2 separate regions of the Mus musculus genome follow, and region 1 is linked to region 2. Evidence: chromatin loops called from intact Hi-C (ENCODE). Cell type or tissue: heart. All regions are shown on one strand. Links, peaks and the distances in the headings refer to the core of each region. The heading gives the core; the rest is flanking DNA.

What was found. A loop is a pair of places that touch in the nucleus more often than their neighbours do. Peaks named below come from ENCODE experiments on the same cell type or tissue, not always from the same donor. Only the 100,000 strongest peaks of a DNase experiment are listed, where the experiment ranks them.
Region 1: a loop joins it to region 2, with 2.2 times the contacts of the local background. A loop is called at or near these places in 2 of 42 quality-filtered maps.

The regions. Positions count from the first base shown.
Region 1 is chr16:32,709,381-32,725,131 of GRCm38, reverse strand. No RefSeq gene overlaps it. Among named protein-coding and RNA genes, the nearest start is that of Gm34766, 19 kb to the right of the region's middle. In heart, for the core only: a CTCF peak has its summit at 9,596; a DNase peak (open chromatin) is centred at 12,731; H3K4me3 peaks cover 521 bases; H3K27ac peaks cover 244 bases; H3K27me3 peaks cover 230 bases.
Region 2 is chr16:33,016,977-33,032,727 of GRCm38, reverse strand. It overlaps Iqcg (IQ motif containing G), which reads left to right. Exons shown (of 11, transcript NM_178378.3): 7 at 1,792-1,953; 8 at 3,639-3,713; 9 at 12,083-12,214; 10 at 13,186-13,287; 11 at 15,665-15,751. Among named protein-coding and RNA genes, the nearest start is that of Iqcg, 31 kb to the left of the region's middle. In heart, for the core only: no CTCF peak of the experiment used is centred there; a DNase peak (open chromatin) is centred at 8,757.

The DNA.
Region 1 (15,751 bases), core at 4,905-12,904, 310 kb after region 2:
TAGGAGTCAGACATCTGTGGGCCCAACTCAGGCTCAGAAGTACTAAGAAGAGTAAGCTAGGCAGTGAGTCCAGAATCCCCTTGGTGAGGTGGTCCATGGGACATACTGGGGAATATGAGGTGCACAGGGGCTGACTGGTCTAGGTTCCCCTGAATGTAGATAAAGGCCTTCACATACCTGGCTAAACCCCAGGTTCTACTGGGCAGCTGCAGAAAAGGGGGGATGCTATGGAGCAGAGCCTAGGGGCTGTGCACAGAATGGTAGCTGCTGTCCAGACACATGAAGTTTGTTAGGATGTGGTCAGGGGCTTCTGACCGGAGGGCATCCACTCTTGGTGCTTCTCTGCTTTCTCACTAGTTCAAATCCTTATGTTCATAGGAGAGTTGAAAGATACATTGTACCATGTGAATGTGACCATCTAGGGAAGGGACCTTTTTGCAGAATCCCCTAGACCCCAGGCCTGTCCTTCTCACCCACCTCAGGAAGCTTGGGCCAGGTCCCCTTTACCACTACACACAAACACACACACACACACACACACACACACACTCATGATGCCCCAGGGATTCCCTCTGGGTCTTCCTTCTCCTTACAGGGAAGAGAAAGTTTGCAATGATGGCCTTTTGTGGTCATCACTCTCCTTGGCTGGTCTCCAAAGAGCCTCTGGGTTTGACTGAAGTTTAAGCAATACAGAGTAGTTGTGGCACTATGAGACCAGCCTGGTCTCCAGTCAGCCCTTAACTTCCTTACCTATTCCACCCTAGTCTTTACAGAGAACCCCAGAGGTGCCGGGTGTCCAGGCTTGCCCACTTGCAGCTGGATTTACTTCACTGTCTGACAACTGGCCTGAAAACACAGACCGATGGATGCCAACAACCATGAAGGGTCTGATATTATATCCACTAGTGAACTAACAAGCTGGCCTGCCACAGTTTTACAGATGTTAGCAAACAAAAAACCATAACAAGAACAAAGCCACTCACAGCAGACCCTGGGTTAGAGGCAAAGCGATTTGTTACAGCCGCTAACATCAGCTTCAGGGTTCATTGGTTCCTCTGCTACTTGCCCTGAGACAATACAGAGGCAGGCCCAGATGTGTTCTATGAGCCAAAGTGAGCTTACATCCCAGCTACCCAGGCTAGGAACACCAATATCTTATCTACAGCTATAAAACAAACCTGTCCAACCTTTTCCCCAGAGCTAAACGATATCTCTGTGCTGTTGGACAGTAAACAGATCAGCCTCCTGCACAAAGGGAGACACTGCCTTGTCTTCCAATGCTCTCGCTGTATGAACATTCTGGAAGATCCCAAAACAAAAGGACAAAATGTCAATGCATTTGTTCTTAAAATTTGCAGAAATGTGATTGAGTTGTAGAAAAAAATGTCTCCCAACATCCAGGAGCCAGGGAAGACCAAGGCTCCATTAGCATGAGCTGTTGGCTCTTTCCCTGTCTCTGGCTTTCGTGAGTGGCTCACACAGGTATCACAGAACCCCTTTCCTCAAGCCACCATCCCTCAGAGGATAACCTTTGTCAAAGGGACACATGAATAACTGACGGGTGCCGAGTGTTTGTAGAATTATGTCAATCATGGGTTCAGTAACTGTAGGGAGCACCTGAGAGAAACAACCGGAAGGAAGGAAGAAAGGTTTATTTGAGCTTCTGATTTCAGAAGGGTGAATCCACAGGCAGCTAGCCCCAAACAGCCCTGAGAAAGGGTGTGGTAGAGAAGGCGTCTCATCTTGTGAAGAACGTGAATAGAGGCCAACAGGGCCAGGAGATAAGATATGGGCTCGATGTGCAGACGTGCAGCTAAGTGTCTTCACCTGTGCCAGGAGCACCCTGAACCCTCATCTTAACCCCCAGCACTGACGTTACCCAGTTGCCTCGACTTTTTTTTTTTTTAACATGTTGCCCATTTCTGATACAAAAGCCCTTGGCATTTTTATGAAGAATAGCATCTGTAAACTGGGGTGTTTGGCCTCTACTTCCTGTCTTGAATCTGTGTCCTGAGGGTTGCAGCTGCCTAGGGACCTTTTGGTGCAGACTTGCAGGTATGCAGGCAGTGGTGTATGCTGACAGAGGTCGCTGCTGGGTCTTCACCCTGAAGGTGATTTTCAGACTGGAGCTCTGCTAACAGTGCAGCTTGCCCACAGAATGCCAAGCCCCACTTCCAAGATCGTAAGGAGCTTGCCAAGAGGACCGGGGCTCGTTCTGTTGAAAAGCCTTTAAAGATTTGTGGGATTTATCTGTAGACTTCTGAGAACAGTAGAAATATTTTTATTTTTTAATGATTTTGCACTTCTGAATTCAGGTGGAAAATAAATTTGTATTAGTTTGTTCAGGGGATTATGACTTGAAAAATTTCATATCCTGAGGGTTTTTTTTTTGCTTGTATACTCCATGTTTAAAATATTTACTAGGAAATACATGTCCCCTGTTCATTAATATATTGTAGACTAATTTAACAGGTGCATTTCAGGGAAATTCTTCCTAGTTTAATAAGTAAGGTAAAAGTTTTATTTTATTTTTTTAGTATTTAGTGCATATTCTCTACTTCATGCTGTTTAAAATTAGCCTGCAAATATTTTCAGTCACTTCTGTGGGCTATTAGAAGATAAACAATAAAATAAACAAAAGACATCCTAAAAAAAAAAAAAAAAAAAAAAAAAGATATGAGCTCGAAAAGCATGAGAGCTTTTGGGAGACATTTCAGAGTCAAACCAAAGGGTAACAATGTAGCTTACAACACAGGCCAACAAGACAGCTTAACAACACAAAGGTACTTACCGCTAATACTTGTGGACTGACTTCAATCCTCAGGACTCAGGCAGTAGAAGAAAACTGACTCCCACAAGTTGTCCTCTGATCTACACACACACACACACACACACACACACACACACACACACACGCTCCTACACACACATGTACATATGAGCACACACACACTCAGATGCACACATAAGCACACACACTCAAATACACACACAGACACACACATACACAAACACACACTCACACACTGAAAGGTGCACTAATACAGAGAGTACTGAAGTTGTCAGTTCTGTGGCTACAGCTAACTTCAGGAATCCACACAGCTTAGGCAGCCCATCCCCCCATGGCTCCCGCTCACAAAGGTACCATGCTTGCTTGGTCTGGTACTCTGTCACATCTTGACATTGGAAGGTTTGTGACGGGGCTCCAATTATGCAGTGGTGCTGGTGGTGACACTGGTGGTGACACTACATATACATTCCTGAAAATCAGAACATTGTTCAAGTCGTGGGAAAACACTGGGAACTTAGAGGGGGAAATGGAGTTAGGTAGACAGGATTCAAAAACCTTATTGGTGGCTAGGTGTGGTCGCCATACTTGAGAAGCCGAAGTAGGAGGGTCTTGAATTTAAGGTCAACCTGGCCTACCTAGCAAGACCCTGCCTTAACTCTCATCCTTGAAAAACTACATCTTTGGTGCATTAAAAAAACATATGTCTAGCCAGGCACAACGGTGTTCACTCTCAATCCCAGCCCTGGGAGGTAGAAGTGGGAGGATCTGTGAGTTTGAGGCCAGCCTAGTCTGATCTACATAGCAAATTCCAGGACAGTCAGAGCTTATAGAGGACCCTATCTTAAAAACAAAACAAAACAAAATAAACAAACAAATAAATAAATACACCTCATAAGAGTGGTAGTGTATTTACACAGTTAAAGGCCATGAAACACATTTCTGCTACACCAATAGAGCAGTTTGTCTCCAGGAAGAGATGCAATTGGTCTTTGGCTATGGTGTGGGAGAGGTGGGAAGGGTGGAAGGAGGTCTATCTGATACCACACACGGAATGAGGTGGCTTATGACACATGAGGTGACCCAAGGGAGTTGGGACCGCCCCTGATGCGATGGATGTGTGGCTCTTCACATTTTTATAGGAATCAGTTCAACTAGATGCAGTTTCTTGCTCTCTTATGTAGTGATGGTTTCCAAAGATGAACTCTCTACTCCTGCACACAGCGCTCTTCTCATGCTCTGATAGCACACACACACACACACACACACACACACACACACACACGCACACACACGATCTTGCTGGAACAAGTTTGTGAACTGAGAGCTATAGCTGCACTGACTGGTCTAATGTTCAAAAGGATTGACTCAGACTGCTGCCATCACACTAACCCTGTGAGGAAGTTTCTGTGAGATTCTAAAGAGCAAGGGGTGGGGACCCACCTATGTGAGGAGGAACTGTGAGAAGAACCAACCGTGCAAGTTCATAAACTCTGCATGGCCTAACTTTCAAGGCCTCCCAGAGAATCCGTAAGTAACTAATACTAAGGTGTCCGCCAACCCAACCCACCCCGCACCCCATCCCCATCCCCACCCCCACCCCCACCCCATAGCCAGCCTGCCTATCAATATACTTGTCCATCAATCAGCTAGTTAGCCAAACTGCCTCTGCGTCTTTCCCTCTTTTTATACTACTTCTTGCTTTGGTTCAGTGACCAAAGCAGCCAGCTGACCGTCTTCTTCGCCCAGGGTGTTGCAAACTACTTGCATGCAAAGACCCACCCACCTCTGAGAACTCAGGGGAAATCACACATCCTGGACTATGCAGCTCAAGTCTTCCTCCTTCTCTTGCTTCCTGCTAGAAAGTGGAGACACTAAGCTCTTCCTCCTCTAGGGATGCTGGCTGAGTGTGAAGGTCACTCGCTGGTTAGCACATTATTAGTCCCTTGACTAGCCAGCCACACTGTAAGTAACACTCAGATATGTGGGTTATAATGGTAACGGTTGCCTAGGCTACTTTTCCAGGGTCGAAAGCCTTTTTTTGTTGTTGTTGTTGAAAATAGTGACTCCTTCCTTGGGCCTGCAATGGGGCAAAAAGGTTTGGCATCTCTACGCTCAGGTCTTCATTACTGCCTTAACTTTTGGGCCAGATTTCTCCTCCTCCTCCTCCTCCTCCTCCTCCTCCTCCTCCTCCTCCTCCTCCTCCTCCTCCTCCTCCTCCTTCTCCTCTTCTTCTCCTCCTCTTCCTCTTTCTCCTCCTTCTCTTCCTCCTCCTCCTTCTCTTCTTCTTCCTCCTCTTTTTTTTTTTTTTTTTTTGCAGTGCTGGGGATTGAACTCAGAGCCTGTGCGTGCTAAGCAAGTGTTCCACTGCTGAGCTGCCCAAGCGAGCCCTTTGAGTCTGTTTTCTCTAGAAAGAAGAAGTCATACTATATAAAGATCTACAGTCATGAAGACACCCCGGTACTGGTTTAACAGACAGGTAAACTTATGGGATAGAATAGAAGATTTAGCTATAAAACGACACAGCTGTGACCACTTCATTTTTGACACAGGAGGCAAAAGCATTCTTTGGTGGGGGGGGGGGGGGATACACTGCTCAACAAATGGTGCTGACAAAACCGGTTTCTACATGCAGAAGATGAAACTCGATAGCCTTCACCTGATACAAAAGTCAACTCAAAAACGGATCAAAGATATTAATTTAAAACCGGAAACACTGAAACTTTTAAAAGGAAATACGGGAGTGCTCTTTAAGACACTGGGGTGGGCAAGAACTTTTTGGACAGCACACTAGCAGCGCAGGGACGAACCCCAAGCGTCACAGGTAGGGCTATGTTACAATACATTGCCTGCACAGTGTAGGACCCAATCCTCAGAGCACAGGGCCCTCAGAAGAGGGGAAAGCCTTCCCCAGCTACACCAACCCAAGGGGCCGAGATCCAGAACTTACAAAGAATTGCAATTAAACACCAAGGAGATAAAACTACCAGTCAACAAGTAGGCAAGTTAACCGAACAGATAGTTTTCAAAAAGTCAACATAAATGGCCAAAACACTATTTTAAAGCATCCCATTTCCCTAGCCATCAGGCAAGTGCAAATTAATGCTACTCTGAACTAATCACCTCACCTCACTCAGAACAAACCTGACCACAACCTTGGAGGGATGTGGAGGGATGGCGGGAAAGGAATCCTTATTCACTGCTGGTGGGGCTGCAAATTAATACAGCCATTGTGAAAATCAGCTTGGAGATTCCTCAAAAAAATAAAAATAAAAATAAAAATAAAAATAACCCCTCTACACCCAGAAAATTCCACACTGTTTGTACCCTCACATTTACTGCTATATTTATTTATTTATTCATTTATTTATTTATTTCTAAATATTGCTATATTTATTCATATATTTATATAGTTATAGCAAAATGTATATGTTTGTTAATGTAATTATAATAACTACATAATTATATAATTATAATAAATATTTTATTTATATATGTATTTATATTGTTTATTCATATAGCAAAGAATTGACATCAACCTAGCTGTCCACAACAGATGAATGGATAATGGAAATTTTGTTCTGTGATCTAAAAAAAAAAAGGAAGTTTTAAAAAAAATTGCAAGAAAGTTGGAGAGACCTAAAATGTATAACATTAAGAGGGTCACACAATCTCAGAAAGAAAAATGAGCCACGGGGCTGGAAAGATGGCTCAGCGGTTGAGAGCACTGACTGTTCTTCCAAAGGTACTGAGTTCAATTCCCAGCAACCACATGGTGGCTCACAACCATCAGTAGTGAGAACTGATGCCCTCTTCTGGTGTGTCTGAAGACAGCTATGGTGGGGTATTTATATATAATAATAAATAAATCTTTAAAAAAAGAAAAGAAAAAAGAGCCACATGTTCTCTCTCATTAGTGGAATCTAGCCAGTCATATCATATATATATATATTGAACAAATGTGCAGGTATACATAGTATACGCAGGTACCGTATAATATGTAAAAAACAGGAAAGGTTGAATGCAAGTAATGGACGTGAGCTATGAAAAAGAATATAAAGCTAAGTGTTTTTCTAGTTTTTAATTCTATCATGGGAATTTTGTTTTATGTGGTGGATAAATGCATAAAATGTATTTGATTCTGAAGGTGTAAAATTTAATGTGAAGCTACACGGCTTCCATTCTAAATGCCTATTCCAACCGTAAAGACTTCATCGAGTTGTTCAGACTTGGGTCTGCTTGATGTTGGTGTGAGACACTTTTATTTACTTGCGAGAATTCTTTTTCTAATTAAGTTTATAAAATAAAATTTAAAAATAAATTGACTTAAGAAAGAAAGGCAGGTGACAGACAGGCCGTGGCTGGCTGCGACTTTACCCATACTTCTCCTATGCCTTTGCTCGGGCCGAGCATTTGCCCTTCGCTCTACATTCCTGTAGTATTGCTTGTCTGAGATGATTCCAGAAGCCAGCTGTCAACCATAAAGCTGACTCAAACCTGGGACATCCTGCCCTGAAGATAGAAGAGCATCATCCCAGGGACTTGGACCCCTGTAGGCACCAAAACACCAGGCTGCTCGACTCAGGACCCTGGAAATGCTATTTTCCCTACGTGGCTCCTAATCTGACCCTCACATTAATATTCTCCCACTTCCCCCAAAGAAAGGACTTGAGGCACTAACCTGACGGCTATCCAGGCTGCCCACGCCCTTTCGAGAGTCTTCCATTGTGTCTGAACCTCATCCGTCAGACCCTGGCGTCTCTGTGGGATGAGCTTCCTTCCAGATCTGAATTGGACCACATGACTACTCTGCTTTCCACACAGGGAGAAGAGCCTGGAGTTTTGTGACAGTGAGAGTGCACAGGAGTTAGGATGCAGACAGGGGGCTAGGATGGGGTTTTGTCATGTGAGGGCCAACAAGCAGGGCTTGAAACTTTCTAGAACCTTCCTGAGAACCCTGCAAAGCAGGGGTGGGAGTGAGGGAGCAGAAGGTACAAAGCCATTGGGAAGTCTTCTCAGCCTGAGTGCATGCACCACACACACACACACACACACACACACACACACACGACCCCACAACACACTATGCCGACCCAGTCTCACACCGGGCAGTGAAGGAGCCAGGCTTTGTGGGAGAGGAAGGGTCAGGGCAGAGTCCTATCCTAGCTGCAGTTTTGGGTGGAAAATGCAGCATCAACATTAAACTTTTCTCCCATGCCCCCGCTATTATATGGTCATTATTCTGACTGTGGACAGACAGTGGCGGAGAAAATAAGAGTCTCTTTGGGTCTCTAGGATACCTCTGACCTACAACGTGAGGTAGTCTCCCACACGTGGCACTGAGATTTTTATTTGACAACCTGTGGCTTCTGGGAGGAGTGTTTTCCCCTGTGTGAAGTCGTTCCAATTAAACTCTTTTATAGGAACATATATAGGAAGCTTATAAAATAGTAGGTTTCCATATGGCTTTTTCAAACATCCTGAGTGTTAATCACCCTTCCCCTGACCCTCTCCCCTCCCCTCCTCAGTTTCTCTCTCCCACTTAATCCTCCTTCTCCATTTCCCCCTTCTTTCTTTGATTCTGGCTTTTTTCCTAACAGTATCCTTTTCATACTAAAAAGTTTTACGGGTTTTAAAAACGAAGGTTTATCTGCCCCAGTCACTTTATGGGTTTTAAATATGAAGATTTTCATTTAAATGCCTCAGTTGCTGTTACTGACGGGAACCTCCTGGGAGGTCAGCCACTGGGTGAAGGCAGGCAGTGACAGGCAAAGACAGGAGGCCTCGGGAAAGTCCTGCCCGAAAGGACCTCCTGGCACAACCACAGAGCCTCCCTGGGCTACACCAAGGACCGTTAGGAGAGCTGAGGTGAACTGGCTCCTGTGTTTTGATGATCTGCGTATCTGTATGGATTATGGCAACATGGCATGTCTGTTGTTGCAGGTTTGTGTGTAACTGTACTTTTGACAATTTTATTCCTTTTTCTCTGCAGCCCTACTCCACCCTCATCCCTTCTGACCCCACAACACTAGGTAGGAGAGAGAGAAGGTTAGGGGGAAAGGGGGCATTGATATTGTTAGATTAGGGGAGCTGACTTCCTTGAGGCAAGTATGATCCTCATCATCTGAAAATCTCCAACCACCAACCACCAGCAGGGCGGCAGCAGCAGCAGCAGCAGCGGCTACTGCCACAGCCTCTCGGGGCTCTGGGGTTGGTGGGGAGCTGGAGGGATGGCTCAGAGGTTAACAGTACTGGCTACTCTTGCAGAAGACCTGGACCTGGGTCTGGTTCCCAGTATCCATATGGTGCCTCACAACTATTGGTAACTCCAGTTCCAGGGGTCCAATACCCTCTCCGACCTCTTCAGGCTTCAGGCATGTACCTAGTACACAGACATAGATGCAGGGAAAATCTCTCTCTCTCTCTCTCTCTCTCTCTCTCTCTCTCTCTCTCTCTCACACACACACACACACACACACACGTTTTTTATCTAAAATTAAAGTCTGAAGGTCTGAGATGGTACAGTCAAAAAGTATTTACTGAACAAACATGAGGACCTTCCTTTGTCCCAAGCACACACGCAAAAATGTAGGCATGGAGGTACACCCTTATAATCCCAGCCCAGCACTGGAGAGGTGGGGACAGGAAGAAATTTGCGGTTCAACAGCAGGCCAGCACACTATAATCAGCCCAGATCCCAGTAAGAGACCTTGTCTCCCCAAAAGGTGTACAAGCTCCTGAGGAACGACGGAGTGGATCTCACACGGAATTGAGAAGCGCTGCTCTACAGCGCCCCCGCCAGGTTCTGTGCAATGCTGGCAGCCAGAGCCTCTTCAGCAAAGGGGACCAAGAGAAGTCCGTTCCTTCTCGGTTTTGATGATGCAAACTGTTAAAAGACCTTTTTTTCTTATACGGTCCTTATCATATATCCAGCTAGTCCCCGCCTTCCTCCCGGACGCAGCACTTCAGTTCACCCCTCCCCCAATCCACTGACCCTCTACTCCCCTCTGCAACTCCATGACTAACTTCTGACACCCAGTTCTGAGCCCCCATCCCCCCACACCCCCACACCCCGCTTTCTACTACTGCCTCTTCTCCAGATACCGTTCTAGCTACCCAATCTGTTAAAACATGAATTCCCACCCCGGGGCCACCATACCCATCCATTCTTCCCCCACCAATGAACCGCCAGCTCTGCACATCTACCCAAGGAAAGGCCCAGGCCCTCTAGCCTGGGGAGATTCTAACCGAAAGGGTGAGGGTGCCTTTCATAACTAGCTACGCTGTCTATAAGGGCTGGCGAGCACCAGCTTCCTCCATCCCCGAGAGCCTGAGACTGAGGAGCCAGCAGCCTCTGCGCCTCAGGGCACTGCCTGCCTCCAGCTCCTCATGGTCCTCCAGAGGGTACCTTGAGGCCACACAAGTCTCTGTCTCCATAGTGGTCCGCACCTGAAGGCAGCCAAAGTCTCCTGAAGGGCAATAGCTTAAGCCACCTCCTGCTTGGTGACAGAATAAAACATAACTATCCAGCTGAGGGAACGGTCACAAACTCCAGGCCAACCTCCTTCTTATCCTCATTATCTTACTTTTTCATAGTTTTAATTTTTTTTCTTTCTTCTAAAAGTTTATATTCTGTGTGTGCGTGCACATGCCTGTATGCGCACACACATACACACACATGCACACTGTGTGGGTGCACCCTCACCGTCCTCCTTATTTATGACAGTCTCTCTGTTGTTTTTCTGACATATACACCAGGCTAGCTGGCCCTCAAGCTCCTGGTAATCCCCCTGTCTCTAACCCCTGTTTTACTATAAGAGCACTGGGATTTATGTCTGTTCTTAGATTCAGGGGATCCAAACTCAGGTTCTCGGGCTTGTGCAGCAAATCCTTTGCCATCCAACCCCAGCATTGGCCATCATTGAAAGTGGACACACACACACACACACACGCACACGCACACACGTACACGCACACCCCACAAGAACTATGTATTCTCTACTATAATTAGCATTTCAGTACATTACCTTTCTCGAACTCTAAAAGCTCAGTAATGAAAATAGTACACCCCAGATCCAAAATAGGCACAGATCAGTGGAACAGAGTAAGGAGCTGAGAAATAAACTGATTTTCCACAGAGATGCTGAGAACAGGGTGCAAAGGAGAGTCTCTTCCACAAATGTGCTGAGAGCTCTGGATTGTCTTAGGCAGGAGAATGAAGGCGCCCTCTCTTCTCACACCATGTACCTCATCTCAGGGTGGATTAAAGGCTGAAATCCTAGACCTGAAGCCACAAAACTACTAGACGAAAACATGACGAGATTTCTGACATCGATCTGGGCCATGTTTTTGTTTTGTTTTGTTTTTTGTTTTTTGGTTTTTTTTTTGGGGGGGGTGGCCATGATCCCAAGAACAAAGTGAATGAAAGCGAAAGAGAACAAGAGAGATTGTACAGTCACCTAAAAACCCCTGCACAGCAAAGCAAATAGCACAGGCAAGGCATCCCTGTGCACGGAGGGAAAAGAGCTGTGGGCTCCATACCCAATAAGGCTTCTTTGCAAACACCTCTACAGACGCCAAATGACTTAATCATGAAAACAAATACCCTGATTTAAAAATAGACAGAGGATCTGGGCAGGCGTTCTCAGAGGTATGATTAGGAATAGCCAAAGGGCATTTAGAAATTGGCTCAACACCAATAATAGCCGGAGAATAAACATTAAAGCCACAGAGAATGAAGGTCTCATACACATCAGAACAGCTATTATCAACGAAAAGAAAGGTAAGCGGTGGTGAGAATGGAGAGAAAATGGAACCCTCGAGCGTGCTCAGGAGGGATGAGAATTAGCCATCCTGAAGAACGATGCAGAGATTCCTCAAGAAACTAAAATCGCAACAACCACCGGATTCAGCAATCTCATTTCAGGTGGGTGTTTATCCAAAGGATGTCAGACTGGTATGTTGAAGAGACATCTACACTCAGCGTACGCCACAGCCAAGAGATGGCAGCGACCTTGTGTCCCTTAACAGTGGACAGTTGGATAAACATACAGGGCGTGGGTACAGAAGATGAGGTGCATATGAAAAGAACATACTAATCAGCTGGACAAACATGACGTCCTGTCATCTGCTGCACCGTGGATGAACCTGGAGAATGCCGTGTTAAGTGATAAAAAGTTGCCCACAGAAAAACAAACTCACTCTTATGCAGGCTCTAAAATCATCAAATGTGTACAAGCCCACAGTCAAATGGTAGGCGCTAAAGGCTCAACTTGACCAGGTTAAGGAGGCGTTGACCAAAGGACACGAAATTTCAGTGAAATTGGAGAACTAAGTTCAAGAGAGTTGTGTGTGTGTGTATATATATATATATATATATATATATATATATATATCACAATGACCACAACATGCTTAAAGCAGCTTAGTAGCAGCATGCTATAAGTTTGAAAATTGTTAAGACAATACATTTAAATATTCTCTCTACAAAGAATTATAAAACATGAAGTAATATGCATCACAATGTAGCCATTCCGTGGTACCCATGTCTACTAAAACATTGAGTTTTTTGTGTAAGTCTAAGTGATTTTGTCAGTGACAGAATATTGCTGGATATGGTGGGACCCAACTTTAATCTCACCATCTAGGAGGCAGAGGTCGGCAAATCTCTGTGAGCTCCAGGAGAGCCAGGGATACAGTGAGACACTGTCTCAAAAAAATAAAAATTAAACAAAGTTATATCATTCCTAGGTATGTCTTCAAAGAATTCTATAACCTGCATATTCATATTCACTGATGTTTCATTCATAACAATTAGAAAACGGAAACAGCCCAGATGTCTATCAGTGGGTGCATAGATGTGGGTTAAAAGATGGCCCAGGACCGCTTGGGGCTTGGGCCGCTCGGCAAGGCAGGACAAGGGAAGTCTTGACTGCTCGTTCCCCATGGCGTCACAGGATGGGCGTTGGACTGTGAGAAGCCGAGGAACCCTGTTCCAGAGCTGCGGAAGCACAATCTAAGGTCCTGGGGGATTGCTGGATTTGCCTCGGGGGGGGGGGGGGGGCCAGGGATGGCAGGTTCTCAGACTCTTGGGCACCACAGATGCCGCTGGATGCCACAGAAGAGCTGAGAAAGGAGTGGGGACCCGCAGTCTGGCTCTAGCCCAGGGCCCAAGGGGAAAGGGGGGAGGAGAGCTCTGGCTGGGTCCCTTGGGGAGGAGCATCCTTGGCGGGGGCGGCTTAGCTTGGTGGAGTCCATCCATGGCTCAGAGCACAGTGAGGCCTCCTGAGGGAGATTAGATGCAGCTCTTTCGAGAAAGGCCTGCTCCATTGCTTCAGATCTCCATGAGAAGAGACAGTCCATAGTTTTAAGACATTATTGTCATGGGGGGGGGGAGTTGATAAGTAAAAAATGAACCCCATTTTCTCAGGGCAGGCCTGAGGTTAAATACCTTTTGCAGGGAGGAGTGTCTGGGAAGGAGAGTTTATTGGCTACGCCTCCAGGTCTTTAGGTACCTCATTAAAATGGAGATCTGTCTTGTGGCTACGGGATCTGTGGTCAAGTCCTCTACCTGTAGACCGGCTTGAGGCGCTGCCCTTGCGTGATTGATGGCCACAGACCTATGGAGTGGAGAGCTACAGCCTCGTGTCAGGAGCCTGGTGTCTAGTATCATAGCAAAAAAACGCCTACCATCCCTTGCACGAGACCCTGCGGGGTCACCTACAGGGTCACTGGGGTTTTAAACCTAGCTCAACCAGAAAACAGTCTGACTTTCATGGTCCTACACTTAGATAATTTTTAAAAAGATACTAAACACATCCATATACACAATGATTCAGCTGTAAGGAAGCATGACATTTGTATGATAATGAATGGAGCTGTAAACTGTTAAGTAAGGTAACCTCAGGCTAAGACAGACAAAGGCCACGTCTTCTCTCTCATGGGTGGATTCTAGCTTCTAATTTTGAGATCTGTGTGTTTACGTTGGAGTAGAGGTCAGAGACCTAGAAAGGGGGTGACGAGGTGGTGGTGGCGTTCGTAAGGGGGTCAATACTTGAAGACGTGTCATGTGAAAATAAAGTAGAGAATACTAGGGACAGAAAAGTGGAGATGGGAGTGGGCATGGGGGAGAGGAAGGGGTCAGGAAAGGGTTAACCAAAATTACAGTGATTGACATGATTTCCTTCCTGTGGAGCGGGCCTCAAAGCCCATCTGGAAGCTATGTGACCTCATAACAGGTACCCCACTATTGCACCAGGAGGCTCACCTTCCAGGCAGGTTGGCATGTAGCACGCTGGCTCTGCTATCCCCTGCTGTCTCACATGGGCCCCTCCAGCACCGTGAAAGCTGGGAAAGAAGAACTTTCCAGCTTCCTTCCTTTCTTTCCTGCGACCAATTATCTCTTCTTGTTGGAAATCCTGTGGTGGGTGTAGCTAGCCTGTTGTGCAGATGCTAAAATCAAACAGGAAGGGTAGCCAGCGCTTCTTTTGCTCAAGCTGTGCCTCTGCCCAGAGACAGAATTAGAAACAGAAGTAAAGGCAGTGTCCACTCCCACCCGTCTGGCTCGGCGATGACATGGGAAGACAAACATGTCCTAATAACGGCAGTAAGCATTAGAAAGAACTAGTTAGTGTTTTAGGGTCTCAAGGCAGGGGTGCTTACTGAGCGGTGGGTAGTGTGAGCACAGGGACCTAGGCCGGACACAGCCAGGAGGAGCTAGCCAGGCAGCGGGTGGAGATGGGTGCTGTGAGCAAGTTAGCATGTACTAAGCTCTGGAGGTGCTAGACTTCTGTCTACATAAGGATCTGGAAAAAACACAAAGAGATCAAGGCAGAGGATGAAAAATGATCTATACAACCAAAGTCGTGTAGCAGCGGCAGAATCAAGACTTTATTCTAGCCTGGCAGTGGTAGCGCACACCTTTAATCCCAGCACTTGGGAGGCAGAGGCAGACAGATTTCTGAGTTCTAGGCCAGCCAGGTCTACAGAGTGAGTTCCAGGACAGCCAGGGCTACACAGAGACAGCCTGTCTCGAAAAACCAAAAGCAAAAAAAAAAAAGACTTTATTCTGCTTCTATCTAACTTCCAAGCCAGAGGACAGAGGGCCCTGTCTTTCCCTAAGAGGAATACGGAGAGCTGCAGAGGTGACTGACTCTGCAGTCAAGTGCTCGCCATTCAACCCCAGAACCCACCTTAGAAAAAGAAAGAAAAAGAAAGAAACCAGGCCTGGTAACCCCAGTGCTGAGGAGGCAGTAACTAGAGGAGCCCTGGGCTTGCTGGCCACTTGGCCTAGCCTAACTGGTGAGTCCCAGGCTAGTGAATGACCCTGTCTCAGAAACACAAAGTGAAGGGCTGGAGAGACAGCTCAACAGTTAAGAACACTGACTGTCCTTCCAGAGGACCTGGGTTTGAGTGCCACCACCTCCCACACACATGGCAGCTCACAACTAAATGTAGCTCCGGGATCAGAAGATCCAAAGCTACATACACATATGTACGTACCTTCAGAAACAAATACATAAAACAAAACGCTTTTTTAAAAAGTGGGCAGTTCCTGAAGAGGGACACTCAAGGTTTACCCCTGACCACCACACACACATTTTTGCACACACACACACGTGGACACACATACAAGGAGGAATACGGCTTACAAATCCTCTATCAGATAGGTATAAAGGATAGAGGAAGAGTGTTCTAGGTATGGAAACAGAGTAAGCAAAGTACAGGTGTGTGACAATGGTTATGATAAAAGATATGTGTAGGGAGGGATGCCTTTGGCAGGCCCATACTAAAATGTACCCCTAAGAAAGGCACAACTGGGAGAGGAAGAGGAGAGGGGGAGAGACCTGGGGTGACTGGGGGCCCTTTTATCCACAGCACACACCTGGCACTCCTGGCAGTGGCAGGCGATGACTTAAGTAACTAGGTCCCTGAGAACAGGCCAGTGGAATGGCCTGTATACTA
Region 2 (15,751 bases), core at 5,259-13,258:
CTAAGGGAAGTCACTCTTACTGTTTCCCCAGAGCCTCCTGCCTTCTCTACCACACCCTGTTCTCTGTCTACTGCTTAGGTAGGTGTCTGCCAGTGAAGAACTGTCTTTTTTAATCAGTAAGTTTTGAGACTTTAAAATTGTGAGGCACTAGTAACCATCAGAAGTCTATTCTCATGTTCACTGACTCACTGTGGCAGAGTTTTGTCGACTCGACACAGGCTAGAGTCACCTGGGAAGAGAGAACTTCAGTTGGGTTGTTTCCATCAGATTGGCCTGTCAGTCTGTCTGTGGGGCATTTTCTGGATTGATGATTGATGTAAGGCAGCCCAGCCCGCTGTGGGAGATGTCACCCCTGGGTGGTGCTGGGTTGTATAAGAAAGTAGGCTGAGCAAGTCTGTAAGCAGCACCCCTCCATGGCTGCTACTTCAGTTCCTGCAGCCTTGAGTTCCTGCCAAGACTTCCCTCAGTGATGGGCTGTGTGTGACCTTAAACCAGAAAAACCCTTTCTTCCCCAAAGTAGCTTTTGGTCAGTATGTTTTGAAAGAACTTGGATCTGTACCGGATAGACTTTATGGGAGGGATTGGAGTATCTCAGGTTTTGTTATGCTGGGGAGGAGGAGTGTCTTTGAACCAGTCCCTAGTGGGAATGGGGTTGAGGTGGGTGTGGGGGTAGGAGTAGGGGTGGGGTGAGTAGAGTCACTCACTAGCTACTAATATTCTGGTTTTTGGAAGGTGAAACCTAGGCCTTAACTAACTTGGCCAATTTCATACAACTGGTGAGTCTGTGGGAAGTCGGGACTTGGGATCACCTTTGACCATTGCTCTTTCTACTAAAGTGAGACCATAATGGCAAATCTGTGGCAAATACTGACTACCAAAGAAGGTTCTGGAAAGACTCGGTCTGTATTTGCTAGTTTGCCTGCTTGCTTCCTCCCTCCCTCCCTTCCTCTTCTCCTTCCTTCCTTCCTCCCACATTTATTTATTATCCTGCGTGGGAGAACATGTGTGGAGGTCAAAGGAGAACTTGAGGGACCCAGCTCTCTTACTCTATCATGTGGGTTCCAAGGGTCACTCTCAGATCCTAAGACTTGGTGGCAAGTGATCCACTGAGCCATCTGGCCAGCACTCTGCATTGTTTTGAGACAGGGTCTCCTGTAGCCTGGGCTGGCTTTGAGCCGCTAAGGATGTAGCTAAGGATGACCTTGGACTTGATCATCCTGCCTTCCTTTTCCCAAGCTTATGCTTGGCCCTAAGGCTCAATTTTCTTCTCTCTCTCTCTCTTTCTTTCATTTGTTTTTTTGTTTGTTTGTTTTTTCTAGACAAGGTTTCTCTGTGTAGCCCTGGCTGTCCTGGAACTCACTTTGTAGACCAGGCTGGCCTCGAACTCAGAAATCCGCCTGCCTTTGCCTCCCGAGTGCTGGGATTAAAGGCGTGGCCACCACTGCCCGGCTTTCTTTATTTCTTTTAAAGATTCATTTATTATTATATCTAAGTACACTGTAGCTGTCTTCAGAAACACCAGAAGAGGGTGTCAGATTTCATTAAGGATGGTTGTGAGCCACCATGTGGTTGCTGGGATTTGAACTCAGGACCTTCGGAAGAGCAGTCAGTGTTCTTAACCGCTGAGCCATCTCTCCAGCCCTTGATGGCTAATCCTAACACAGCTGAGAAGGGGGAAACCTCAGTTGAGACATTTACTCCATCAGATCAGCCTGTAGGTACGCCTTCAGGAATTCTTGATTTATAAGTTTGATGAATTTTAAGTTCAGAAACCTGGCCTTCTCTCTGCAGAACGGGAATGAATACATTGCTCACCTCAGGGACCAGCTACAAGAGATGAAGGCGAAAACCAACTTGGAGAATCTTTATATGAAAAGAAATGCTGAGCTGCAGATTTCCCAGACCCAGAAGAAATGTAACCGAGCAGAAGAACTCTTGCTGGAGGAGATTGAGGTAACTTGTGCTACATTAGGCTGTCTGGGGATGGAGCTCAGTGACAGATTCTGGTCCAACTTCGAGTATCAAGAAACAGCAGAACAAGCCAGGCGTGGTGGCGCATGCCTTTAATCCCAGCGCTGGGGTGGCAGAGGCAGGCGGATTTCTGAGCTCGAGGCCAGCCTGGTCTACAGAGTGAGTTCCAGGACAGCCAGGGCTACACAGAGAAAAACCAAAAACAAAAAACAAAAAACAAAAAAAAAGAAAGAAAGAAAAAAAGAAAAGAATCAGCAGAACAAAAGAAAAACTCGGGTAGATAGATGATTTGATGATGTCATGTGGGCTGTTACTTTTTTAAAAAGTAATTTATCTTGGACTGGAGAGATGAATCAGCTGTTAAGAGTATGCATTTCGGGCTGGTGAGATGGCTCAGTGGGTAAGAGCACCCGACTGCTCTTCTGAAGGTCCTGAGTTCAAGGCCCAGCAACCACATGGTGGCTCACAACCATCCTTAAGGAGATCTGACTGGTGTATCTGAAGACAGCTGCAGTGTACTTACATATAATAAATAAATATGAAAAAAAAAAGAGTATGCATTTCTCTCAGAGGACCCGAGTTCGGTTCCCAGCACTCCTGTTGGGAGGTTCACAACATCTTGTAACTCCAGTTCCATAATTTAAAATTATGTGTGAATATGCCCACGAAGACAGGAGGCATTGTGTCCCACAGAGCTGGAGTTACAAGATGCTTTTGAGCCACCCACCTGGGTGCTGGGAGCCAAAGTTAAGTCCTCTAACAAGAGCAGCATGCATTCCTAACCGCAGTTTGCTCCCACCTCAGTGAGGTGTCAGCTATGATAATGTGCCAGCAAAACAGAACAAAACAACCAAACCAAAACAACCAAAACACAAACAAACAAACACGAGGAAGAGGGAGATTAAGGTTTTCCCAGAGGTCAAACATGAATAACTAACTGGGGTCTTACATACTTGTGAGTAGAGCCTTTAGTTGCTATGCCTCCTGCTTCCCGGTGGGTGTGCGGGAGAAGCCCGCTGTGAAGCTCCCCTCCCCATGAGCTCTCCAGCCACCCAACCCCTCTGCTTCCCCATGCCCCCCTCTTTCTTCTTCCGGTGGGCCACAGACTCACTTTGTAGTGCAGGACTGGCTTTAAACTGATCCACCTGCCTCAGCTTCCAGAGTTGTGGGGTTCCAGGGGCTCTGACTGAATGGTTTACCACACACACTTTTTTTTTTTTAAGATTTATTTATTTATTATATAAGTACACTGTAGCTGTCTTCAGACACCGCAGAAGAGGGCGTCAGATTCCATTACTGATGGTTGTGAGGCACCATGTGGTTGCTGGGAATTGAACTTAGGACCTCTGGAAGAGCGGTCAGTGCTCTTAACCACTGAGCCATCTCTCCAGCCCTGACCACATGCTTCTTGAATGCTGTAATTTCCTTCTCTGGGCTGAGAATCTTGAAGCTTTGTTTCCAGATGATGGGACTGTGGTGGCTTTTTCTGGGGCCCTTATGTGTATAATGGAGTGCCAGCCCATGGCTCTGTGGTGAGAGTTGAGTGGAGCCACACAATAGCTCTGTCAGGAAGCCTTGGCATTCCTGGGGTCTGGGCTGCACCCATCATCCGGGCACTGTGGATCTCAGCTTTGCCGTGTAGAGAGCTTGGTGTTGGTGTATTACAGAAACTGAGGATGAAAACTGAAGAGGAGAACCGGGTTCACACGGAGATCGAAATGTTTCTTAAAAAACAGCAGCAGGTGAGTCGCCCAGGAGTTTGATTCCTCAATTGTAAGACCCCACTTACAACCCACTTATGGCACTGGAGAGACGGCTCAGAGGTTAAGAGCACCGGCTGCTCTTGCAGGGGATCTGGGTTCAGTTCCCAGCACCCACATGGCAGCTCGCAATTATAACTCCTGGGGGGACTCTTCTGGCCTTCAGGGGCACTGGGTGTACATGGTGCGCATACACACATACAGGCAAACACCATATACATAGAATAAGGTAAAGAGATCTTTAAAAAAAATCCACTTACACATTTCTGAAAAAAAGCAATGCTTTTGTATTTAAGGACAGTGGTGTCTCACGATGTCATCTGGTTGGCCCATAGTTCACTAGGATTCAATATCTCTGCCTCTCAAGTGCTTGGTTAAAGGTAGATGCCACTAAACTTAGCTGCAACTTTAAAAAAATCTTTTTTTTTTAAAGATTTATTTATTTATTATATGTAAGTACACTGTAGCTGTCTTCAGACACTCCAGAAGAGGGAGTCAGATCTTGTTACAGATGGTTGTGAGCCACCATGTGGTTGCTGGGATTTGAACTCCGGACCTTCGGAAGAGCAGTCGGGTGCTCTTACCCATTGAGCCATCTCACCAGCCCTAAAAAAATCTTTTAATGGGCTAAAGAGTTGGCTCAGCAGGCAGAATGTTTGCTGTATAATCATTGGACCTGAGATGGACCTTAAAGCTCACAAAAAACAAAAAACAAAAAACAAAAAACAAAAAACAAAAAAAACCCAGGCTTGGGATTACATGGGTAATCCCAACTTCAACGTGATGGTGGAAAGGTCAGATCTCTGGGGCTTGCCGTCTGGCTGGTGATAGTGAGAGATCTTGTCTCTGAAAACACAGTGAGGTGCTACAGAGACAGCCTAGTGCCTCAGAGCGCTTATTACTCTGCAGAGGACTGGGTGGCTCACTACTGCCTGTAACTTCAGTTCCAGGGAATTGGATACCCTCTTCTTGCCTTCACAGGACTCCTGCACATGGTACACCTGCATACAGTCTCACACACACACACACAACACACACACACACACAGAATAAATAAATGAATAAATTTAAAAGAAGGTAAAACAGCTACACATGAGTGCATCTGCACACACACAGACACATAGGCATTCACATATACAAATCTACTTATACAATACAGAAGAGAGAAGAATAAATATTAAACAAATAAATAAAAGATTAAAAAAAACGGTCCTTTGAGGCAGGTTCTGCTCAGCCTCTCCTCTCTTCTCCTCTCCTCTCCTCTCCTCTCCTCTCCTCTCCTCTCCTCTCCTCTCCTCTCCTCTCCTCTCCTCTCCTCTCCTCTCCTCCCCTCCCCTCCCCTCCCCTCCCCCCTCCTCCCTCCCCTCCCCTTCCCTTCCCTTTTCTTTTTTTTTTCCTTTTGAGGCAATGTCTTACCATGTGCCTTGGATTGGAACTCTCTATGTAAACCAGGCTGGCCTTGAACTCACACAGGTCCACCTGCTTCTGCCTCCTGAGTGCTGGGATTCCAGGCCATCATGCTCAGCCCAAAATCCATTTAGTAAACAAGGAAAAAGCAGCCATACTGTGAGGCCAATGAATGTGCTGCCACAGTCTCTTACAGCTTGCCCATCTGAATGTGTACACAGCTCTAACTTTCAGGAAGATATTTTTTTTTCCTTCAACCTTTTAAATTTTGTTTGTATAAAAAACATTTTGTAGCCGAGCATGGTGGCACACACACCTTTAATCCCAGCACTTGGGAGGCAGAGGCAGGCAGTTTTCTGAGTTCAAGGCCAGCCTGGTCTACAAAGTGAGTTCCAGGACAGCCAGGGCTATACAGAGAAACTCTGTCTCGAAAAAAAACAAAAACCAAAAACCAAACAACAAAAAAACCCATTTTGTTTGTTCTTACATTGCTTCATAGCCATAATGTGAAAATATTTTGATTTTGCCTCTTCCTGTGGTATTGTGGATTGAGCCCAAGGCCCCACCCAGGTCTGCCAGGCAAGCAATCTATTACTGAGCTATGTTCCCAGCCATATATATATATATATTTGCCATTTTTTTAAATTATAAAAATAACATGCTCGGGCTGGAGAGATGGCCCATGGTTAAGAGCACTGACTGTTCTTCCAGAGGTCCTGAGTTCAAATCTCAGCAACCACATGGTGGCTCACAACCATCTGTAATGAGATCTGATGCCCAATTCTGCTGTGTCTGAAGACAGTTACAGTGTACTTACAATAAATAAATAAATAAATAAATAAATAAATAAATAACATGCTCAGTTGAGGAAGGTTTTAGATTATCAATTGCCTTCTCATTTTGTTCATGTTCTTACAGTCTCTTCTCAAAATAACTTAGATCTCTATGCAAGTTAGAACATTTGCTGAGAAGCACTGAGCACATGGGTGTTAGCTAGACAGATTAGGATGCAAGGCGTGCGGGCTGCATCTGGGACACAGGCAAGCTGGCTGCACATGCGGGATTTCCTGTGGGTGCCGTGCGTCCGGTGGTGAGGCTGATAGCTTGCTTGACTAGACCTAGTAGCTGCCTCCCTCCATTTGACGAGGTGGAGGTACCAGGGCTTCCCTCCTGTGATGTGGAGGTGAGAATGCAAAGCCTTGGGGACAGCCTGCTTGGGATGAATTTATTCACTCATCACCAGACACATCCTAACCAGAAGACAACCAGCAGGCACACCAGTCTGAGGACACTGAAGAGCACATGGGGACGGGACATCACTATGCTGTATAAAGAACATCTGTGTTCCACAGGAGAGGGGTGGGTGACTCCCATTTCCAACCCAGGGGACCTGCTTGGTCTGAGAGTAACCAGGCATTAACCTCAGTGATCCCTTAGGACCTGCTGGAACTTAGGGTCCTTATCCTTTCTGCTCCTCTCAAGATGTCCTGGGAAGAGCTAAGCCTTTGACTTTGGGAGTCTCTCCAGCATCCTTGTGAGGCCCTCAGTATCATGCCAGTTGGTGAGAGAGTCGGGTCTTTCTTGTCCAGGTGGTAAATCTGCTCCTTCAGATTCATCCATTATCAACGTCAGCTAGGTAGCACACTGTGGCAACCTGGCAGAGCTAATGGAACAAGCCCTTCCCTGAAGGCTATCCATGCTGGTGGTAGTCAGGAAGCAAAGAGTGAGTGAGCTGGTGGAGAGTGCGAGAAATGTCTCTGTACTTGACCGCATTCCTATGGGGGCCAGGTGTGACCTCCGGGGCATCCTTAAGGTAGGTCCTGACTTCCATGGGAATGGTCCAACCCTGAAAAACCACTTGGTGGCTGACAACGAAGATAAGGTGGTCATGAAGCCAGGAGACCTATGGAGTCTGGAGTGACTTAGACACTGGCTTCTTGAGAGCATTAACTCTGAGTTGACAGTGACTCATGGGGACCCACAGAACAAACCTGTAGCCAGCCCCGGGTCACAGCAGGATTGAGGCAGTCAGATGACAAGTGGAGTCTTTTTTTTTTTTTTTTAAGATTTATTTATTTATTATATGTAAGTACACTGTAGCTGTCTTCAGACACTCCAGAAGAGGGAGTCAGATCCTGTTACAAATGGTTGTGAGCCACCATGTGGTTGCTGGGACCCGAACTTCAGACCTTCGGAAGAGCGGTCGGGTGCTCTTACCCACTGAGCCACCTCACCAGCCCAACAAGTGGAGTCTTAACTTCAGTCACTGCTGCTGTGGGTTTTCGAGTTCTATGGAGCCGAACTGTGGCTACTTCCCAAAGTACTGAGTATATACAGTGGGGAAGACATATTCGGGACAGGTACAAATGTAGGAGCGCCTGGAACTTTCCAACTCCACTGAAAATTAAACCACAGGCTTGCTGTGACCCTGATGACACTGCATAGGTAAGCGCCGCCTTCCAACACCTGACTGAAGCACAGGGCCTTAGATTTGCTGCTTGGTCTGTGCAGAAGCTGCCTGGCCCTTGCACAGTCACGGGGACTGTTGTAACTCCAGCTGCTGCTGCTATTCATAGACTTTGTTGATACACATCTGCAATACAGCTGCTAATCGCTAAACCAATTCGAAAGCTGCTTGCTTTCACCAGCAGGGCCATGTGTGCCTCCTCCTTCCTATACGGGGGCTGCCGATCCTCCAGCTGTCATGTCATGGTCTACAGAGGCATCTGCTTTGACACTCCATATCAGATCTCCTGTTGCATTAATGACACCAGGCTGCTATGCAAGTATGGCAAGTGACTTACAAAGACATCTGTGAATTAGAGCGTGGGATCAGCTTCATTCCTAGTGCCAATTGTGTGTGATTAAAATCCATTTAAATAACACAAATCACACTATCAATTTAAACAGACTTTAACAAAAGGATCATGAGCTATTAATATGGGACAGATTACCAAGAAGGGATAAAGAGAGCTCTGAAGGCTAGCACAGGGCTGACTGCCAGGATCCGAGAAAGGAACCAAGGAGGTGGAAGGAAAGTCTTTCCCATGACTAAGATTCAGGCTCATTAGAGAAAGTGCGTGGTTTCCTGGATGCCAAGAGGTGCTGGGGTTTTGTTTGTTTGTTTGTTGTTGTTTGTTTGTTTTGGATTTTTTTGGATATTGTTCTAATTATGTAGCTCAAGGTGTTCTCTGACTCATCTTGATCCTCCTGCCTCAGCCTCCTGCCTCTTGAGTGCTGGAATTATAGGAGTGTGCACTTAAATGTTTGTCTCCTCCTCCTCCTCCCTTCTGCCCCTTCTCTTCCTCCCTCTCTCCTTTCCTCCTTCTTCAGTCAGATGAATACTCGGTTGTAGAAGGTGGACTTTTTTTATTCATTGAGATTATCTTCCCCTTTAATATGTGGAAGTAAAACAGGGTAGATTTGCTATTGTGTTCTTTACATTCTTGGAGTTAATCTTACCTCGTCATAATGGATATAATGTTGCAGTTGTTAGTTAAATGTTTTGGTCAATGAGTGCCACTGGGTGTCACACAGCTCTAGCAGTGTGACCAGGGAGCCAGAGCACAGTGAGCCTACAGACCTCCTGCCGTGTCCTCTAGCGCCCTCTGCTGACGAAGCTTAGTATTTTGCTAGGTGGCCAAAGGAAACACTTCCAGTCATGCCCAGCCATGCTGAATGAACCTGGAGCTGAGAGGCAGTGACTGGTACCTGACTCAGTGGGATGTTTACCCTGTAGATCACTGGTGAGCACATTTTATCATGTGAAGGAGTTTCTTGTCCAAGTATTCATTTATTTTTGGTGGTGGTGGGAGGACAGCATCTCATAACATAGCCCTGGCTGACCTGGAACTCATCACAGAGACAAAGCTGGCCCCAAACTCAAAGAATTTAGAGTCACCTTCTCAGTGCCAGGATAAAGGTGTGTCGCCACACCCAGCTGAGATGAATTATTTTCATCCATCAATATGATTTTTTGATGATATATTTTTCTCCTCTGTCTATAAAGTAAAATACACTTACTTAAGTTTATTTATTTGACAGTTTGTTTATGTGTATGTGTTTATATCTGCCACATGGAAGCCAGTGGAATATGCCAGAGGGGCTAGAGTTACAGGTGGTTGTGACCGCTCAAACTCAGCAAGACCAGGATAGGCTCCTAACCATTGAGCCATCCCTCCAGTCTCTGTAGAGTTACAGACTGTACTAATCTACCCACTAATGTTGAGTCATCTTTCATTTCCTAAAAGTCTACCTGGGGATGGTACGGTGTTAATAAACCACTAGGGCTGATATACTTTGATTTTTTTTTTTTTTTTTTTTTGGTTTTTCGAGACAGGGTTTCTCTGTATAGCCCTGGCTGTCCTGGAGCTCACTTTGTAGACCAGGCTGGCCTCGAACTCAGAAATACGCCTGCCTCTGCCTCCCGAGTGCTGGGATTAAAGGCGTGCGCCACCACGCCCGGCTATACTTTGATTTTTATATCTCTTTGTTTTCTGGGGCTATTTTTTTTTTTTTTTTTTTTTTGTGTTGCTTCCAAAGTTCACTGGCTTGGCTGCATGGCTTGAAAACAATTCCATTTTACTATGATCCGAAACCCAAAAGAGAAATAGAATAAAACTGTATGTGTTGTTTGAAGTGTAGTAAAATCCAAGCCATCTTGACTGGATATCTCTCTCTCTTGTCTTGATGTGTTTGCAGGAGATGTCATATTTATTTATTTTCTGGAGTGTCATATTTTAAAAGAGAAACATTATCTGCCTAGAATGATATTCAGCTCTTCATTTACCAGATCTTTCAGAGTCATGTTTTGTAACATGTCTTCGTAGGAAAGATTCCATTTTGTTTCAGTTTTTTGGTCTCCTGCTTCTGCCCCCAGCGCTGGGTTACCACATGCTCCACCATACCTAATCTTCTGTATTTTACTATTGAATGCTCCTGGACTTTAGGACTTACATATTTCTGGTTTTCACTAGTAGCTGTTGAGACTTATTTTTGAATTATGTATGTGTCTCTGTGTGGGCATGTGGGCATGTGGGCATGAGTGCAGGTACCCAGGAGGTCAGAGATGGCTTTAGACTCCCGGAGCTGCGGTTACAGGCTGCTGAGCCTGTGTGGACATGGGTGTTGGGAACTGAAACAGGTCCTTTGCAAGAGGACAACAGTGCCATCTCTTGAGCTCAATGGCAACCTTTAAATTTGTTGTTGTTTTGTTTTCTAAGTCAGGGTTTCTCTGTGTAGCCCTGGCTGTCCTGGAACTTGCTCTGTAGGCCAGGCTGGCCTTGAACTTATAGATCTGTCTGCCTCTGCCTTCTGAGTGCTGGGATCATAGGCGTGCGCCACCACTCACCCTGCTGTAACCTTTAAATTTTTTATATAGGGGCTGGAGAGATGGCTCAATGGTTAAGAGCACTGACTGCTCTTCCAGAGGTCCTGAGTTTAATTCCCAGCAACCACATGGTGGCTCACAACCATCTATAATGGGATCTGATGCCCTCTTCTGGTGTCTTCTGGTGTATAGCTACAGTGTACTCATAAATAACAAATAAATAAATCTTAAAAAAAAATAATCGTATGCTGGGCAGTGATGGTGCACGCCTTTGATCCCAGCACTTGGGAGGCAGAGGCAGGTGGATTTCTTAGTTCAAGGCCAGCCTGGTCTACAGAGTGAGTTCCAGGACAGCCAGGAATACATAGAGAAACCCTATCTTAGAAAAAAAAATTCTTTTTTATACATGTCTAGGTTTTACTGTCTCTCTCTTAGGTGTAGAATTAATCATTATGCATATCCTGTTGCTTTTATTAAAACTCTTATTTACTGCCCCCCCCTTTCCAATATCCTGTGTTGAAACCAATTTTATACAATTGTCAGTCCATTAGCCTACCACTATTACACTACACTGTGCTGTGCTGTGTGTGGAGATTGTTGTATCTCTAGCCACTAGTGGAGAGAGCTAGGGGACTAAAGAATTCAAGTAAACTTGAGTGCCAGACTTGAACCTTGGCGATCTGCCTTCAGGGCCCAGGCTCCTCCCAGTAGTCCTGGTGCCTCCTGAGGGACTGTCATGAGAATCACACTTCACTGTTTTTTTTTTTTTTTTTTTCCTTTGTTACACGCCATTTATTTTCCCTTGCAAACGGACATCTTCAAGTAACTTTCATAGACTGAATCTCATCATCTTTCTCTCCTATTTGAAACTTTGGCTGGTATCTTAGATTCATATCTATTTTCACTTAGAAATTTGAAGACTCCTCTCCCCTCAGTCAAGGTATCTTATATCTCAGGCTGGACTAGAATTTGCTATGGGGCTAACATTGGCTTTGAACTCCTGATCCTCCTGCTTCTACTAGAGGTATGGGCAGCCATGTCTAGTTTTATGTGGTGCAGACCATCAAACCCAGGGCTTCATGCATGCCAGGCCAGGATCCCAGCAGAACTATCCCAGCCCACATTTCTATCTTTTTGGATGAGTGTTCAGTATTTGTTGTGCCAGGGAAATGTTAGTGATCTCCCAAAACACACACAGAAGCCAATCTGATGCAACTTACAGCAGGGTCTTTATTCTATTCAAGCTAGCTCGCCTCTCCTAACAGCTACCAGTTGCCATTAGCTTCTCAGCTAGGCGAGGGGCTTCTTGCCCACCTCTATACGCTATCCTGGGATTTTGAGTTTAAAGTGTCTTGTACATGTTGTCATATGCTTTGAGTTTACAGGTGCCTCTCCTCCTTTAAAAATGGAGTGGCTTACACCCAGAAAAGTACACCAACCAGACACAAAGAACACGGCAGCATCTGGGCTGGCCACCCTCGGTTCCTCACCAAGTCTGTTGTGATCAGATCTCTGTAGGAAAATTTGCTTGGTCTAGCTTGCTCTAACTGGCATCCTGCGGTCCTGTTATTTTATATCTGGTGGGAACCATGTCTTAATGTGTTTTTCCAAGTAGAAACTTGAGGAGAAGCTAGAGTTCTGGATGGAGAAATTTGACAAAGACACAGAAGCAAAGCAGAACGAGTTAAATGCTCTCAAGGCTGCCAAGGCCAGTGACCTGGTACACCTGCAAGACCTGGCAAAGATGGTAAGGGGTGGCAGGGTGACTGGGATATGAGTGGGAGTGAGGGAGTCTGGGAAGACAGTTTTAGTCAAAAGCAGAGTAAACCACCAGAGTAAACGTGGTTCTTTACTGATGACAATGACCGAGTGAGTGCGTACGGCATTGGTGCTGGAATGATTCTATTGCAAGCACACTTTTATTTTTTGAGACCGAGTCTTTGTAGTTCAGGTTACCCTGGAACTTACTATGTAGTGATCTTCCTATCTCAGCCTTCCGCATGCTGAGATCACAGAAGTGATCAGGCCAGAGACTTTTCTTAAGTTCTAGGTAGAAATTATTTAAAACTCCTTCAGAGAGATGCTGCATTAAACAAAAGACAATTTTATGATCTTTAAAGACAATTTATATGTTGGTTTCTAAAAATTTGACGTCATCATTGGGTTGATGTTGAAGTTCCTAAATTTCTAGTTTAAAACATGGCTATTTGCATATGTATATCTATTAAAGTTTTAAAAGTATTATGTGGAGGATACCAATGTGTGTGTGTGTGTGAGAGAGAGAGAGAGAGAGAGAGAGAGAGATATTTTTTGTTGTTGTTTTGTTTTTTTGTTTTTTTCAAGCCAGGGTTTCTCTGTATAGCCCTGGCTGTCCTGGAACTCACTTTGTAGACCAGGCTGGCCTGGAACTCAAAAATCCGTCTGTCTCTGCCTTCCAAGTGCTGGGATTAAAGGTGTGCGCCACCACTGCCCGGCTTGAATTGTTTAAATTGAAAAAAAAAAAAGTTGAGGAATATTTATATAATGTGAATACATTATTACAGTGGAAATTAGTGGAAATCCAGCAGGATTTTGTTTGTTTGTTTGAGACATACACTTGCTGTGTGGCGAGATTGAGTTTGAACTTTGGTCAGTCTCCCGTCTCTGTCTAGAGTTACGGGCACGCAGGGCTGGCTGGGCTGTGGCCTGCCCTGCTCCTGTGTCCGTGTCCTTGTGCAGATCCGGGAGTACGAGCAGGTCATTATTGAGGACCGGATAGAAAAGGAGAAGACCCGGAAGAAGCTGGAGCAGGATGACCTGGAGCTGAGGAGCATCGTGAAGGTAGGACACTCAGGCCTGGAGGCAGCGGTGGAGGGTGGGGTCCCGGAGGGTGGGGTCCCGGCACCGGCTGGGGTCCCGCAGCAGGTGGGTGAGGACGTGCTTAGAGTCCACAGTGCAGGGAAACAAGGAAAAGAGCAAGCCTGCCTCCTGGTCTGGGGAGGACGGGAGCAGTGGAAGGAATCCTCTGTCCAGACACTGGATCCGAGGTCACGCCTAACCCAAGGGGAGGCAGCTGTGCAGGCAGGGCATTTCTAAATGCTCTGCACGGCTCGACACCCTGGTGTGAGTCAGCCCTGGCTGTGTGATGCTTTCCAATAGAAGTTGCTTATAAAAAGTGAAAGGGACAAAGCAAGTTAGAAGAAAAAAAAATATATATGTGTGTGTGTGTGTGTGAGAGAGAGAGACAGAGAGAGAGAGAGAGAGAGAGAGAGAGAGAGAGAGAGAGAGAGAGGAGAGAGAGAGAGAGAGAGAGAGAGAGAGAGGAGATTTTTCTCCAGAGCCCTGACTGCCCTGGGACTCACTGTGTTGTCTGCAGTGCCCTTTTCTCCTCAGCCTCCTGGCTATTGGGATTATAGCAATCAAGCCTGTGTGAGCTAGTGAACTACCTCATAAAAGTTTTCTGTGAACTTGCAGATATCAACAATGACAGCATGATCAGGTCCAGATTCTGGAAACTACTTTTAGGATTCATTTTGACTTTGAATTATGACCATGTCTGTGTGTCTGTGTGTGGGTGTGTGCACTTGACCATGTCTGTGTGTCTGTGTGTGGGTGTGTGCACTTGACCATGTCTGTGTGTCTGTGTGTGGGTGTGTGCACTTGACCATGTCTGTGTGTCTGTGTGTGGGTGTGTGCACTTGACCATGTCTGTGTGTCTGTGTGTGCACTTGACCATGTCTGTGTGTCTGTGTGTCTGTGTGTGCACTTGACCATGTCTGTGTGTCTGTGTGTCTGTGTGTGCACTTGACCATGTCTGTGTGTCTGTGTGTGGGTGTGTGCACTTGACCATGTCTGTGTGTCTGTGTGTGGGTGTGTGCACTTGACCATGTCTGTGTGTCTGTGTGTGGGTGTGTGCACTTGAGTCCCGGAGAGGCATCAGCTTCCTTGGAGCTGGAGTTACAGATGGTTGTGAACTTCCAGATGTGCATGTTGGGAAACTTACTCAAGACATCTGCAAGAGCAGTATGTCATCTCTCCAGCCCTGGGAAAACCAGTTTTAAAGCAAACAAATGCAATGCAAATATAGCAGCTGGTTTTTAAAAAAAACCAAACAAACCAAAAAAACCCCAACCAACCACCTCTGCCTGGGCATCGTTCAAGAGCTCTGGCAGGAGCAGATCTGAGATATAGAGTGGGAGGCAGAGTGGGAGGCAAGTTCTGCCTGTGAACTCAACTGCCTAACTGTTGGAATGACAGGTGTACACCGTGACACAAGGCCATGTTCTGCTGTTTTTGATACTGGAGATCAAGCCCACAGCGTTGGTTTTTAGTGTGGTTATTACTCTCAGCCACAACCACAAGTCCAAAATTAGAACTTTAAAGGACTTTTAGGACCAGGTATCGAAACATCTTTGGCTATGCATGGTGGAAGAGCACGCCTTTAATCCTAGGACTTGGGAGGCAGGTGGATCTCTTTGAGTTTGAGGCTAGTCTGGTCTACAGAGGGAGTTCTGGGACAGCCAGGGGTACACAGAGAAACCCTATTTCAAAAAAAGAAAGAAAGAAAAGAAAGAAAAAAACTCAAACCCAAAACCCAAACCAACCAACCAACCAAAAATACAAAGTAAGGGAGACTCACTCACTCACCTTTGATCTTACTATTAGGAAAATCTGGTGTTTAATTAGTAAATGTTGATCAAGCTTCTGTTTTCCATTTGTCAAGATTCAATTTTGAGTGGAGAGCTAACCGTAGACCTTCTGTTCTCAGCAGTGGATCCCTGTGCTCTCAGTAGGCTAGTCTGATTTTATAATCTAGACAAGAACAGTTGCATTAAACTGACAGAGACATTCAAGGAGCTGTCTGAATCCTACCTGCTTAGCAGCTCCTTAAGGATGTGTGATGCACTGTCAACCACTGAGACTTGTTGGTTCGTCCCTGACTGGGCACAGGAGACAGACATTCACTCCTTTTGTGTCCAGTGACTGTGAGGTGTGAGATGTTTACCAAGGGAGCAAGAACTACACAGAGGTTGAGGGTCTTAGTCTGAAGGAAGACTTGGCCTAGCACACTTCACTTTCAGGTAGCTGTACTGACAGCAGCCTGGCCACGTCCATACCCCATGTTCCTGAGACACAAGTGACTGTTGGTTCTCTCCTCTGTAGAAAGATGAGTGCTGTTGAGCACACAGAGATGAATTCCCCTGCTTCTTTCTTCCAGCTCCAGGCCTGGTGGCGAGGGTCAGTGGTCCGGAAGGAAATTGGCAATTTCAAAATGCCCAAGAAAGATAAAGATGACAGCAAAGAC